2 separate regions of the Homo sapiens genome follow, and region 2 is linked to region 1. Evidence: chromatin loops called from intact Hi-C (ENCODE). Cell type or tissue: Calu3. All regions are shown on one strand.

What was found. A loop is a pair of places that touch in the nucleus more often than their neighbours do. Peaks named below come from ENCODE experiments on the same cell type or tissue, not always from the same donor. Only the 100,000 strongest peaks of a DNase experiment are listed, where the experiment ranks them.
Region 2: it touches region 1 in a loop (2.2-fold over the local background); 2 of 110 quality-filtered maps call a loop at or near these places.

Annotation. Positions count from the first base shown.
Region 1 is chr5:39,213,872-39,221,871 of GRCh38, reverse strand. FYB1 (FYN binding protein 1) reads left to right here and starts at 2,309. Exons shown (of 19, transcript NM_001465.6): 1 at 2,309-2,429. RefSeq lists an enhancer at 732-1,233. In Calu3, a CTCF peak has its summit at 3,926 (motif pointing left); DNase peaks (open chromatin) are centred at 2,271 and 3,891.
Region 2 is chr5:39,421,459-39,429,458 of GRCh38, reverse strand. It overlaps DAB2 (DAB adaptor protein 2), which reads left to right and starts at 4,479. Exons shown (of 15, transcript NM_001343.4): 1 at 4,479-4,655. In Calu3, a CTCF peak has its summit at 4,344 (motif pointing left); a DNase peak (open chromatin) is centred at 4,278.

The sequences.
Region 1 (8,000 bases):
GCACCACCACCACGCCCAGCTAATTTTTGGATTTTTTAGTAGAAACAGGGTTTCACCATGCTGGCCAAGCTAGTCTCGAACTCCTGACCTCAGGTGACCTACCCTCCTAGGCCTCCCAAAGTGCTGGGATTATAGGCGTGAGCCACCTCACCCAGTGGATTATTTTATTTTGTTTTGGCCATCTGAGAGAGGTTGGCAGAGAGGAGAAGAAAAACAAGTAATCCCAAATTCCAGTTAGGCTTCCTTCATGGCCCAAGATCAACTGTCCCATGTTAGGTAAAGTCTTCCTCAACTCTTCTGCCCCCATGCAGAAGGAATTACATATTCCTGGGTATTTCCAGATGCCTTTATTCATACTTTGAGCTTAATACTCATCACAGTGTGTCATGGTTAGTTATACAGTGTCTATCTCTATAGTGGTTATAATACATGTTTGGTTGCAGCAAAAGAGACACAACATAACACTGATTTTTAAAAGTTAAATGTCTGTCCTCCTGTTCCCTTCTTTATAACCATCTAGCAAAATCCAGTGAAGATGGGGTTGTCTCCTGTGTTGGGGGCCAGGTCCTTCTATCTCCTGGCTCTGTCATGCCTAGAGTATTACCTTAGTCATCACTGGATCAGAAGAGCTCAGGCCCCCACAGCATCCCAGCCAGCTGGGAGGGGAAAGCATGATGGGGCCCTCTTTTAGGACACACCAAGAAGCTACATAGATCCCTTCTGCATAGATCCCATTGACTAAAACTTAACCACATGGCCAAATCTAATGTCAAGAGGGACTAGAAAATGCCTTATCCTGTGTAGCTGTGGGCCAGGTAAAAAGCCAGAGATCTCTTAGGATAGAATAAGCATCCTAAACTTTTGGCAAACTTTTTCTGCAGAGGACTAGATAGTAAATATTTCAGGCCATATACGGTCTCAGCCATGTCATCATCATTGTTGTCATCATCATTGTTACCATCATTGTCTTCTTTTGCTTCTTCTCCCTTTTCTTACAATTCTTAAAAAATGTAAATTCTTAGCCTGAGGTCTGTACAAAACATTCCACAGGCCAGATTTGGCATGCGGGCCATAGTTTGCTGACCCTACTACTCTATAAGAAGGGAAAATCATACGGGGAGGAAAGTGACCATCTCTGGCATAACGTCTGTAAGATTATAAGCCACTGAGTGGAAAATCCTTGTCTTCTCCATCTTTCTAGTCTTGGCCAGTGCTTGACCCACACAGTAAGTGTTTGATGTTTATGAATGAATGAGTAGAAGGAAGGTGGGGGAGGTTAATTTCACAATCACAATTTGTTAAAATCTCATTTAGTCCCAATGGTAGCCTCTGTTTTGGGGGGTTTCTTTTCTTTTCTTGTCTTTTCTTTTCTTTTTTTCTCTTTTCTTTTTTGAGTTTCTTTCTTTCTTTCCTTCTCTTTATTTTTCTTTCTTTCTTTCTTCTTTTTTTTTTTTCCTTCAGACAGGATCTTGCTCTGTTACCCAGGCTGGAGTGCAATGGTGGTGCAATCATAGCTCACTGAAGCCTTGAACTCCTGTGCTCAAGAAATCCTCCCACCTCAGCTTCCCAAATGTCTGGGGCTACAGGCATGCACCATCACACTTGGCTAATTTTTTTTTTATTTTTGTAGAGACAGGGTCTCACCATGTTGTCAAGACTGGTCTTGAACTCCTGGTCTCAAGCAATCCTCCTGCCTCAGCCTTCCAAAGTACCGGGATTACAGGCATGACCCACTACACTCAGCCCCACTGGTGGTCTTTTCACATGGATTATCATCTAAATACTCCATTTCTTCCAGCCTCAAGAATAGTCTAACAGAGAGCCGACAGAGTGAGTCTAGTGGGCTTTCCACACATGAGTGACCACTCTTCAGTTGATATGGTCAAGCACACCACTTTACCTCCTGACCTCAGGTGCAATTAGCTTCCAAATATTCCACATGCTCCAGTGGACCTTTCTAATTGTAAGCATCCCCCTTTGGCCCCCATTGCAGGTGACACTCCTGGGTGTGTGGAAAGATTATGGGTCCAAAGAACTTACAGCTTCTTCCTCTTGAATAAACATGGTGGCAGGCAGGAGAATCTTGTTTTGGTTTTACCCTTTTAAATATCACATGCTTGGTGGGAATGTTAGCAGAAGTATCCAGGCTGAACAGACACTTTTAAGTTCCCCTTTCTCCTCCTTATTACTCAATATCCTGAGGGCATAATAGAACTTTTCTTGTCTAAGTTTGCCTGGTCAGGGGAGGGAGGTGTGGCTCACTCAACCACTGACCGGGACAAAACCCTGCCAGGCATCAGAAAGCTCCGCAGTTCTTGAGTTCCACATGCAGAGCAGATGCGACAGCTAGAAGTGAGTAGGGCCCAGACCCTGGCCCAGGAAGATCCACTAAAGGAGGCCATCCTTCCGCCTTCTTCTGCAGGAGTCAGGTAACAGCTATGCCTAGGTTTCTTCTTTCAAATAAATGTGTAATTTTTTATAGCAGGAAAAAAGCACCACTTCCAAATTCTGGCAGCACAGACTGTGCTAGCTGAATAACTGAAGGAAACGCATGTTCTGTTGGAAAATAGCAAAAGAGATGAACAGGAGACACTAAAACTCAGCCTCATGGTAGCCAAAAGGATGATAAGCAGATAAAAATGTGGCCGGGAACGTGTCTGTCACTTGCTCTTTCGTAACTGGATAAGGCCTCTCATGTGTTCTTGTTGGAACCTCTGGTGCCACTAGCGTTAAATAACGTCTTGCAGTGAAACCAGAAACAAGGTTTTATTGCCAACAGAGCTGGGCACAGATGGTTTATTTCATCCTGGTTCCTAACAAATATGTGTCCATCCTTTTGATGAGAAAGAGTAACTTTCAATTTCCTCCAAACCTGGCAGGAGGTGAGGATTCACATGAGATTTCTACATAGACTAAAGAAAGGGACTATACTGCCATGAATTATGCCTTCTCAGAAGGAATCCTGGCAAACTGGATAAATGATGACAAACAGCTGCAGATCAGCCAAGGAGGCCTTTCAAAGCAACCAGCAACTCCAAATTTTCCTCGGAGCCTTTGGCTGTCTTGTATACATTGCTGATTCTTCTGAAAAATTCACAAGGTCTTTTCCCCCCATTTAACTTGATTTGCAGGGAAGTAATTAATAGAAATGGGCCTCTGACTCTGCCTTCTATTAGCTGTGTGACTTTGGGAGAGCCACTTAACCTCTCTGTGTCTCAGTTTTCTCATCTAAACATGGGGATAATAATAGAACTCATCTCATGGAGTTGTTGAGGGGATAAAACTATATACACTTTTTGAGTACTAATGTAAAATAATAATTAATATTCACCATTTTAAATATTTTTTCATTAAATACAAATAATTCTGCGTGGGAAACAGATGGGCTTATCACCGGAAGGGTGAAGTTGTGGCTGTGATTTTCTGCCCATGCTATGGGAATGCCACCGGAGGTTTTAGGTAGAGTAAAACGTCCCCATGCAATGTGAGATACACACACTTCAAATAGTCCGATACCTTAAGAAATTAATCATAAGTGATAGGTGAGGGGGAGGAGGATAAGGGTGCTCTTTCCAATAAAACCACATGTTTTATGATGTACCATTAAAGGCGATCCTGAATATCAAAGGCGTTATGGTGCACTTAAGGCACCCCGTGGAAAAGTTGACCATCCGTTTCAAAAAGGAAAGGCTAAAAAGGTTTCCATTTCCCTTGAGAAATTATTGTAAAGGTTGAAATCCACACTGCCTGACTGTCATGTCCATTATTTGTTTACTACCATTGGGCTTCAAATTCCCCCCAGCTTCTGCTGGAGTCCAGAGGCTTGGAAGCTCGCAGCAGCTGATTTCTGGTGCAATGCTGCACCTTGCCAAGTTACGGCTGCTTCATAGAGCAATCACACTGACATCTAGTGGTCTAAAGAGTAAGTGCAGGCGGTGGCTTTGAAGCTTTTACCAGCCTCAATGTGCTTTAAAAACCACATTTTCCACCATTTACACAATACGTTAACAAGAGAGAGAGATCAGGGATGTAGAAATGATATTTCATTTGTCTGAGGTGTTACTAGAGGCTGCTCTACAGGAACATTTCTAAAAACAAGAAAGTGAAGAGAGTGAACCGTGGCTCGCTGGCGGGTTTGGGCTGTGGTTCCAGGGGTTGCGGTTAAGACTGTGACTCCAGAATCAAGATCCTGAGCTTGAAGGTGGTCTCTGCCACGCACCAGCTGTGGGCCTTGGGTGAGTTCCTAAATGGTTCCATGACTCAGTTTCTTTATCTGTCAAATGGGGATAACAGTAACGTCTCCATTGACCTGTTTTGAGGTGATCCCTGAAAAGCTCCTAGCACAGCACCTGGCCCAGAAGGCAATCGGGGTTGCCCTCTGTTCTTGTTGTGACTGTTTTTTAAGAGCAAGCTGCTGCAGAAGCTGGCACCCCACAGGTCAGACAGCATAGCGCAGTGGAAAGCTCAGAGGATGAGCAAGGGAGAGACCCAGATTTTAGCCCAACTGTGTGAACCTGGACAGATCCCTTACGCAGTTTCTTTTTTGTAAAATGAAGGACCTTGGTTCGCTAATGTTTAAGGATTTTTTCCTTTCTCAAACGTTGTGTTCTAAACCTTGTACAGGCTTCTAATTGAAATTGTTCTACCTTTAAGGCCCATTTGTCTCCTTTCTTTTTACCAAAGCCCAGGGCCAAGCATGTCCCAGGTGTTTATTATATAGTTGCTGACTGATAAGAAGTGATTGTTGGAATGCTCTCTATTGGTCACTAGGAATAAACCAAGAATGTCTTTGGGCAGGAATGAAAATCCAGTGGGAAGCTCTGGAAGTCAAGGAATATTTCCCCATCAGAAGCTGGTCTGGGGTTTCTCTGATAAATTTGGAAAGCTCAGTGGTTGTCTTGTTTTTCTACCTCTGCTAATCAGCCTCTCTAAACAGATAAGAAACCAGGAAAATCATTTAGCTATATAAATTCAATACATAACCTTGTTAATCACGTTGCTGCAGCCTGCGCCTTGTGAGTTGGTCAGAGCAGTGGATGACTTTGCTTCTAAGTGCAGGTGAAATGCCACCAAATTCACATGCTGCCTGTGACCAATGCCTAACTCAGTCTTTCCAAGCCAGGGATAATCCCAGCTGGGATGTCACCTCTAATATGGCAACAAATGGTGGTGCAGCAAAAAATAATCATGAAACAGTCTTTCTTCCCTTCTTCCTAAACTTCATCCACATAGACTGTTGGATATTTATAGAAATCCAGCACAAACACAGGGAGGGGAACGACACACACTGGGGCCTGTTGCAGGGCAGGGGGAGAGAGAGCATCATGATAAATAGCTAATGCATGTGGGGCCTGATACCTAGGTGATGGGTTGAGAGGTGCAGTAAGCCACCATGGCATGCATTTACCTGTGTAACAAACCTGCACATCCCGCACATGTATCCCAGAAAGAACTTAAAATAAAATTTAAAAACAAATAAACAAAAGAGTGAACAAAGGAGGGAGCTGCGGGTAGAATTTTAACAACATGCATACCACTATTTTTATATTAGAGATTTCTAATATATGCTAATATAAATATATGCAATATTAAAAATCGTATTATACACACACACGAAAAAAGTTTAATTTGGGAGTTTTGTAAGGGCGTGTATTATTTTCCTGTGGTTTCTGTAACAAAGTACCACAAACTAGGCAGCTTACAACAACAGAAATCTATTCTCCCTCAGTTTTGGAGGCCAGAAGTCTAAACTCAAGGTGTCAGTAGAACCATGTTCCCTCTGGAGGCTCTAGGGGAGGATTCGTTTCTGGCCTCTTCCAGCTTCTGGTGGTTCCAGGGATTCCATGGCTTGTGGTTGCATCACTAAAACCTCTACCTCTCTTGTAAAATGGCCCTCTCCTCTTCTGCTGTCTCTTCTTCTCTATCTTATAAGGACACTTGTCATTGGATGTAGTGCTACCTACATAACCCAGAATGATTCCGTTGCATGATCCTTAATTACACCTGCAAAGACCTTTTTTCCAAATAAGGTCACATTCACAGGTTCTGATACATGGGCGTATCTTTTTGGCATATACATGGGCATAATTTATAGACAAGCAACCAACATCTGCATTCCAATCCCATTCACTCGTGCTAAATCAGGGTACCTCCACCAAAAGGTGCCCCAATCCTTGCCACTGAATTTCTGCCACTCTTTTGGTAGTAATTGATCAAGAAAAATGTGAGGATAAGACAGATCCAGGATTCCACTGGTTTTTAATAATGTTTGCTTCTGAATACACCACAGGATGCCACACCCTCCCCCTTGCACCCCTGGCTGGCTGGGCTGGTGAGTCTCCCCAAAGATCCCTGAGAGGAGCACAGCAGGGTGGGTTGGACCACACAGCAAGTGCTGCTTTAAAAAAACTTCCCCCAGGGTGATCCTACCACACAATGTGCTTCTCATCATTTCCCCATCGTCATCGCAATGAAAACCACTCAAAATATTTTTATTTACCCTATCAGTCAAAAAAAAAGTAGTCAGTGAGAGTTGTGTTTATATTTCTCAAATGGATTTTTTATTATTTTATTCATATTAGATGTTTGACATTGATCCACTGTTACATTTAATTTAAATTTATAATTCTTCAAACACCTTTTTTAACATTCTTATTGAATTTTTAATTATGGTAAAATATACATAATATAAAATGTGCCATTTTAACCATTTTTAAGGGTAAAATGTGGCATTACATACATTCGCATTGTTGCGCAAACATTGCCACTATTGATTTCAGGAACGTTTTCTTCTTTCCCAACTGTAACTCTATATCCATTAAACATTAATTGCCTGTTCCCTCCTCCCTCCAGCCCCTGGCAACCACCATTCTACTTTCTGCCTTTATGAATTTGACTACTCTAGGTACATCATATAAGTGAAATCACACAATATTTTTTTTTTGACACAGAATCTCGCTCTGTTGCCCAGACTGGAGTGCAGTGGTGCGATCTTGGCTCACTGCAACCTCCGCCTCCCAGGTTCAGGTGATTATCCTGCCTCAGCCTCCCAAGTAACCTGGGATTACAGGCTTGCACCATCATGCCTGGCTAATTTTTGTATTTTTAGTAGAGATGGGTTTTCACCATGTTGGCCAGGCTGGTCCCAAACTCCTGACCTCAAGTGATCTGCCTGCCTTGGCATCCCAAAATGCTGGGATTACAGGCATGAGCCACAGCACCCAGCCAATACTTGTTGTTTCGTGACTGGCTTATTTCACTTGGCGTAATGTCTTCAAGGTTTCTCCTTGAATGTCAGAATTTCCTTCCTTTTTAAGACTGAATAACATTCCATTGTATTATAAACCTCATTTTGTTTATCCCTCTATCTGTCAACAGACACTTGGTTTGCTTCCACCTTTTGGTATTGTAAATTATGCTACTATAAACATGGGATCTACCCATATCTGCTCAAGTCCCTGCTTTCAGTTCTTTTGGGTATACACCAGAAGTGGAATTGTTGGATCATTTGGTCATTCTATGCTTAATTTTTTGAATAACCACCATACTGTTTTCTATAGCAGCTGTACCATTTTATGTTCCCACCAGCAGTGCACAAGCATTCAATTTCCCCAAATCCTGTCCAACACTCGTTATTTTCTGCTTTTTTTAAATTATAGCCATTCAAATGGATGTGAAGTAGTATCTCATTTTGGTTTACATTTTTAACTAAAAGAAAATTCTGTCTAGAAATAATAGATGACTCTCTCTGTGGTACTTTCTTTTGAAAACCATTTAGTATGTAGAAAAGCATAACACAGGAAAGGGTTTTGGTGTGTTTCATTTTTTGTTGTTCTTTGAACTAACGAAAGATGTTAACACTTTTTTCACTTTTTCATTCAGACGAAGTTGTTATATATAAATGCATTGTTATCAATCTGATTTTTGCCATGGGACTTCCCAAATTATAACTTCTTTCTCCCGTAGTATCTGTTTATGCCCCTCTTCAACCACCCCTGGTA
Region 2 (8,000 bases), 210 kb before region 1:
AGCCCAGGAATTTACTCTAGTAGCCAACTTCCGGGATGACTGTCGTAAATACTACAATTTGAGAACTATTGCTCTGGAGGCTGAATTAAGCAATGAGCATACTGATGAATACTCACTTTTGAAAAGCCTAAAGGTAGACCTCCATGAAAACTATTCGTAGGATTTCCTTTCTTCCTTTCCTTATCTTAAAATGATATAATCTTTTTGAAAAAAAACCCACAAACCTGCGTGTATATCATTTCACTTCAATGCATAAATGTGACCTATACCTGCATAAAGACTATTTTCAGTTTTTTCCTTTTTGCATGGCTCCCACCCCTTTTCTCTGCCCTTGTCTCCACCAGGCCCCTAGTAATCTGTACTGCAACCTCCTTGATAATCCTTCATATATACCCACAAACATATATACCCAAATATATATAAATAGGTGTTGCTTTTTATATTACTAAAATAGAAACATCTTTTCCATGCTTTTCTGTACCTTGCTTTTCTCACTCAAAAAAACCTAAAGGAATATTCCCATGTCACAAAATTTGACTCTAATTTATTCCTTTGAATGGTTACATATGACTTCACAGTATGGATAAGTCATAACATACTCAGTCATTCTCCATTGACAGGCATATTTTGTCCTAGCTTCCTGCTGCTATAAATGATACAATTAACAACCTTGGGGGCAGGGAGTGGTGGCTCATGCCTGTAATCCCGGCAATTTGGGAGGCCGAGGCGGGTGGATCATGAGACCAGCCTGGCTAAGATGGTGAAACCCCGTCTCTACTAAAAATACAAATACAAAAATTAACTGGGCATGGTGGTGGGCACCTGTAATCCCAGCTACTCGGGAGGCTGAGGCAGAGAATTGCTTGAACCCGGGAGGCGGAGGTTGCACTGAGCCGAGATCTTGCCACTGCACTCTAGCCTGGGCCACAGAGCAAGACTCCATCTCAGAAAAATAAAAAAAAAAAAATCCTTGCATATTATACATGTGCTTTATTTCTAGTGGATAGATTCTTACTCCTAGGATAGAGAAGTGTATGTGTTTGCTACAATAACAATTAATATTAGTAATTCCTGCAGGGTTTTATGTATTTTCATTTTTGATAACTCCTGCTAGGTTTCTTTCCAAGTAAGACAGTATTTATTTGAATGGTAATTTTTATGGGTATTTACTTGCCTTTCACAATTTCTCATTATAAAAATTTATATTGATAAGTGAGGTGTAATTAGTTATATACATTTATATTATTGAATTTTAAATGTTCTTCATTTTACAAGTACCAATTTTTCCAAGTACCCTAGTAGTCTACCACCTGAGTTTCATTAAAATTGCACAAAACAGAAAAATACATATTAGTTCTGAGATGCTATAGGGGTATAAGCAAGAAAACAAAACACAAACAGGCTGCCTTCTATGAAACTATCTTCCAAATATTTTAGATCAGAAGATGGACAGGTAGATGGATAGACAGAGATATGAAAAAAAACCTCCAGTATTTGTTTTGACTTGCCAGCCACCAAATCTGGTAGGGTCAGTTTTTCTGTAATGTTAAATATGCAGGACTGGTCAAGGTCAAAGAACATTTTCTGGGAACAATAGCCATTCTCTTCATTGTTTTTTTAATGACATGGAGAAGGAAAAAAAAAAAAGGAGAGAGAGAGAGATGTGACCTTACTAGGTCCACTTCAACAAATCCTTGTTTGATTTTAACATCTCTAAGTGTCCAGCAAGGCATCAAAGGCACACAGGCAGTTTACCTTACAGCCAGTTCCAAAGTGCCATTTACAATTCAGGAGAAATGACAGGCTTCAAAAGGGGCAGTTTAAGGAAGACAAGAGCAGTAGAGAGGGGGATAGAAGAAGTGATGGAGAAGGAGGAGAGAAAGGATAAAGGATTAGGTCTGTGAGCTAACAGAGGAAAACAGCTTAATTATGGAAGAAAAGACACATGCATAGGATAGGTCGAACAGGCAGAGTTGCTGTGGAAGCACATTCCAGGAAAATCTTAAGAGATTACTTTAATAATAAACCATGCATTCTTCAGCAAGCCATCACGGGATTAACTACCCCTTTCCTAGGCTGGGAGCACAGTCATTTGTTTTATTTTATTTTTTCCTTCTCTCTCACAGGCAGGTTTTCTGCAACGGACAATTGCCATTCAAAGACTATTGTTTTTCAAACATTGAACTGACTTTTCCTCCCCTTAATTTTCTAAACATAAATTTCAGTGGTGATAAGAAAAGACCATTATTTAGGCAGGGTAAATATCTGGGTGGGCTTTGGCGTGATTCTCCAGAGGGAAAGATGTTCATTTTAGACTTGTTGAAAAGTGAACAACTTAGATGAGACAGAGACAATGTTTCACGAGGGATAAAAAGAGTTAAATTTCTTTTCTTTTTTTTTCTTAATGTGAGCAGGACATTGAATTACTGCCAGAAGCAATATCGGTGCCCTAGAGATATAAAAATACAGTTCAAACCAGAATTCTCCACTGTCGACTCTTCAGATTTCTGTGCAAAATAAGAGGTGTCTATTTTAAGTTGTAAGTGTGAGCCCACTGCTCTTAAATGAACTGTTTTCATCAAAGTCTTCTCTTGAAACTACAACTCATAGCAGATGAAATCATTTTCTTCCTCTGGCTTCTTAGACAAATCCCTTCCATTTGGTGGGGTAGAGCAAACATAAGTTAGTATTTCTTGGTAAGAGTCTTTCAAAAAAAAAAAAAATAGAATTGAGTGAGCACTTCTTAGTCTAGAAAATATTACATATTGAGGTTAAAAGAGACACCCATGTCTTTCTAATTATCAAAGTCTCTATTTGCCTGAAGTCAGCAGCCCTTTTTCCAGCTACCTAGCCAATAGAAATGAAACTGGACTTCTAGATTTTAGAAACAAAGCCTTGTGTTCTAAAATGTACTAGAATTACATTTCTCTGCATAAATGTTATAAATAGAATACTATCCTAGGACTAAAATTTGTATACTTCCTGTCATTCACACAAAGTCATTTTTTAAAATAGCAAATTACCTCTGAGGAATATTGAAAACTGCCAGCATGGCCCTCCCTGCCTCCACACCCCTAGGTGTGTCAGGGGATGAGAAATAGTAGAGGCTGGGGAAGTAGAATTCTGGGCCAGCTGTGCTGCTCTGCACCCCTCAGTCTCCCCGAACAACGGTTGTTTCAAGCCTGACCTACTTGAGAGCAGACATTGCCACTCACATTGAGCTACCCCAAATTACACAGTGGCTTTGCAGTCGAGGCTAGGCACGGACCACAAAATATATCCTTGATGTCCCACGAGCCCTATTTGAACCCTCAGTTTCCAGAGGTAAAATGCAAATCCACTGTGTTGCTTACTCGATAAAATCAATAACCCCCTCCCATCCGAGATACAATTTAGCATTTTCACATTTACTACGTGCTGCCTCTGACTTTAAACAATTAAATTTTTTTCTTAAAAAAAGGGAAAAGAGACACGTCTTTCACAAGAGTAATTTCAGAATTCTCCAAAAAGCAACAGAGCTTCTGTGGATGTTTTACAATAATTCTTGATTTTAAAATATGGAGAAAATGAATTCTCAGCTTGTTAACACTCATTAGGATTTGCTGCGGAGTACCTTCTACCGCTCAGCACTCTACGTTAACATTTTTAAATATTTTATTTCTTGCAGTTCATGTTTTTCCTAGAGTTATAGGAAGTGCTATGGAAATTCATGCAGATAAAGTCATGTTATGTGTCTACATATAGGTGTATATACACTGTAAGGGAAGCCTGTATAGAATCTCTGATTGTATCAGAATTATAACTTATTTGATAGGCTACATAGACGTGAACATGTTTTGCTCATATCGATTTCAGAGAGAATATTATTTTTATATCCATATATATGATTATATTTCATAGGTAAATACAGTATGTTTCACATATGCACACATAGATTTCCCACTAACTTAAGCGCATTTGCATCTGCAATGAGGGAGACACTAATTTCTTCTAAGGGGAGCAAATCCAATCGCGCGATCAACTTTAGAAACTGCAGATCTGCGCAGGAACCGTTGTCCCTTGTCAGAAAAGTCAGGAGTAAAGGCAGTCCTTTGTTCAAAGGGCCCCAACGGGTTGGTTAGGATGACTCCGTGTGCCACATCACTCGCAGTGGCAATCCAGGGAACGGATCTGTGAAACGAAGCTCGGTGGATCCCACCCCTTTCCTCCAGAGCTTCCCTTTCCTGTCCTTATTTGCACCCGCCCCCCGCCCGCGTCGGTCTGGGGCTTTTGACTTCTCCCCGAACACATTTCCCCTCCCGTCGCTGGGTCCCTGCGATCGCCCCCAGCTGGTGGGGCTCGCGGAGCTCAGGGGAGCGGGGTCCTCTGCGCCGCTGCAGCGCGAGTTAATAAACAGTTAAGTTTGGAAGACTCTGCAGACACGTTGAGGGGGAGTTACCAAGCCCAGGCAGCAAAAACATCCTGGCACATTCCTGGGGAGTCCTCAGCTGCCAGCATCTGATTAGAACCATATCTCTCGCCGGGAGTGGCCGCGCGGCTCCGAAGCTCCCGGCCGGCGGCTATTTAAGCGAGGCCCGCCGCATCCGCTGCGCTGTAGCCTGGAGGCTCCGGGCGCGGGGAAGTCATGCTCGCTTCACGGAGGCAATAGCTAGCCGGTGAGTAGCTTCGAAACCCTTCTTCCCTCTGGCTCCATTTTTTTTTTAAAGATCTCCTTCTCTCCTTTGCTCCCCCTCTCTCACCCCCCCGCCCCCCGCTACCCTTCTTTGAGTACAGACCTTGGGCTGTGGGGAATCTTAGAAATGAGACCCTGTGCTTGGGGAAACCAGCAGTTTTGTGGCCTGACATCTGAGGAATGCTTCCGCGGAATGTATTTACCTTTCGAATCCGACTCCAGATGCCCAGCTTGTGACATTTAACAAACGCCTCCTTTTGTGTCGTGTGTGTGTGTGTGTGTGTGTGTGTGTGTGTGTGTGTGTGTGTGTGTGTGTAAAAGGTCTGCGGGCAGCCCTCCTAGGACACTGAGGTGGCTGCTGACCGCCTAATTAACTCCTCGAAGGGTGTTTATTTTTGCTGTGTGACAAAGGCTGGGGACCTGGCTTGTGCCCATAAGGAGCTTTTTCCTGGTGACTGACAACATATGGCATTAAAATGTGAACTTTTGTCTTACACCGGCATTCCTAAGGAAGTATCTACCCAAGGGACTTAAGAAACTTGTTTTATATCCCCCGGCGCAGGGAGCATGGTTTATATGGTGCTTGCCTGCCTGTTGTAAGCTGGTTAAAAAGATTAAGTAAGAATTCTAAAAAAGGGGGGAAAAATGAATGGGTTAAAACCGTGGAGCCTCAGTCAACATAGCGGTTTTCATAGCATAGAGCTGACTCTGTTATTTGTTTCTGCTGTCTTTCCCTCTTGACTTAATTCTGAGCCTGGAATTCTGGTCCGCAGACAGTTTCAGCAGGGAGCTGAGTCCAAAGGGAAATTCAACTGGATTAAAAACACTTAAGGAATCTGGGTGTTATCTCCACCCCAACCACCCCCCACCTTTTCCCCTTTCTTTTTAGTTTTTGTTTGGAAGGAAGAGAGCCGCTCTGTAAACCGAGAAGAGCAGAAACAAGCTTCCAGACACATGGAAAGACTTAAAAATTATGGAGGGGCGACTTCACGAATAGTAAATGTTGCTATTGCTCTATAAAGTGACTTCATGAAAAAATTTCTGGCCTTAGTCAGGCAAAGCAGGGGCATGGGGGAGAAGGAGGTAAGATATAACTAATGCAAACAGAAGTAATGGGAGTGGAAAGCAGGCATCTACAAAAAATGCCTTTGAGATGTCTGATAAGCCTCTTGGAATGGCTTTGATGAGATGTATACTTGATTGTCCTTACAGTCTTGAGGTTGGCTTCTCACACAAAAGCACCTACTGGCTGTTGGGGAGGAGGGAGCTTGCAGCTACCAAATGGCTTGTCACCATGCTTCTTACCCCAGCAGCCAGACTTTGGGAGGCTACTTTTCTCTGAGCCAGGTGCCCCGCCCACTCCAGGTTCTGTGTCTCCCCTCTTGGAAGGGAGATGGCCCTCAGTGACACTGTAAGAAAGTTTATTGCCTTGAGAATTCGGGAGTATTTGAGTACAATGGGAAAGTCTTCTAGAGAAAGCATGAAGAAGACCTAGTGGTCTTTGCCAATGTGGATTTCTGGGACAGACCACTTCTTCCAAATCCTTAGTCAGTTTCCTCCTAAGGCCAACTAAATTCTTTTTCCTGTTGTTGGTGAATAACTTCCCCCTTCTTTTCCCACTCCCAGCTGGAAGGATCCCTTCTCATCCAAATGACTGACCTAGAAACCAGTCATTTTTCAGCTATGCCCTCCTATGCTTTAATGTATAACCAGAATAAGTAGATGGTAGAGGAATGTCTTCCAACTTTGAGCCCATACACGTATGTATTTGCCATTCTGGGGATCTTTGATCTTGATGGTTGATCTTTACCTGAGGATGTAAGTGAGGGAAGAAAGCACTTGTTACAAACCTTGTCTAATTTGTGAAGGGCAAACTCCAGAGTTTGTGTTTCTGCTAAAGACTTTTATAGTTTCAGATTAAACTGGAAGTCCAAATTCCTGTGCATTAGGCCTGTTTGTTGTCTTTCTCCAAAGGTTGAATGGATTTCACTGGCCTTGTTTGGGTTGAAGGGTACGGCTTTTAAGGCACTTGTTGGCATGAAGGTAGTACAGGGACCTCTGGCAGCTGCTGACCAGCTGTTTGGGGATGATATTTACTGGCCTGCTCAACCAGGCCTCGATTATCTGAAGGTTAAGGGAGCAGGAAGATATCTTCCTTGCTGAGTGCTCCTGGCCAAGCAGGAGGCTTTGCTGTGACATAGGCTCTTATGCTGCTTCATTTCTAACTCTACCCTCATATGTCCATAAACCTAAGTTTGCTACCACTGATATTTCATCTGGATAATTTTGAAGGCTCTGCGTGTTTCTCTTCCTCATTCTTTTGACCTGAGGATTTAATTATTGCTCTTCTTAAAGACAAAGCCAAGATGCTGAAATGCTTGGGAAAGCTGCTGAGAGTGAGCCCTCCTGGGGTTTGAAGTTGTCCTAATGCTCATCAGAACATACCTCCCCAGCTGGAAAGATTCGAAAGCTTACTGGCCAGGAAGGTTTAGGTAACTAACCAAACACATAAGGTTTTTTACCCTTTAGACAGAACCAGAATGGGAACCAGATTGGCAATATGAAACACCTGAGTAACAGGATGTGGTATTTTAAAATTCTCCCTGGCACTGCTATGTAATTCCAAAGTTGAAGCTGTGCCGCTGAATTGCACAAAGGTTGGCCAAAATCATATTTAGGTGAAACAGATTTTTGTTTTGTTTTGTTTTGTTTTGTTTGAGACAGAGTCTCCCTCTGTTGCCCATGCTGGAGTACACTGGCATGAACTTGACCCACTGCAGCCTCTGCCTCCTGGGTTCAAGAGATTCTGTGACCTCAGTCTCCTGATTAGTTGGGATTAGAGGTACCCGCCACCATACCTGGATAATATTTTTTTTTTTTTTTTGTAGTAGTAGTAGAGACGGGGTTTCACCATGTTGGCCAGGCTGGTCTCGAACTCCTGACCTCAAGTGATCCACCCACCTCGGCCTCCCAAAGTGCTGGAATTACAGGCATGAGCCCACCACACCCGGCCAGATGAATCAGATTTAACACCAGATATGTGTCTTTAAAGGAGACCCAACTCATAATATCAGCATATCCTGACTGGATTAACTGGTGGAAATCAGAAGGAAAGCAGACTCCTCAGTCTTTACTTAAAGACAGAAAACAAGCAAATTCCTGGTTAGGGGAACAAATGATGACTGGTACGGACACAGAGGGCTAACATTCAACACTGGCTGCCTCCAACAGGGCACAATTGGATAGTAGTTGAGAACTACCTTCTGAAGTACCATTTCCTGGGTTCAAATCTTAGCTACAGGGTTGCAGGTTACATGGCCTTGGGCAC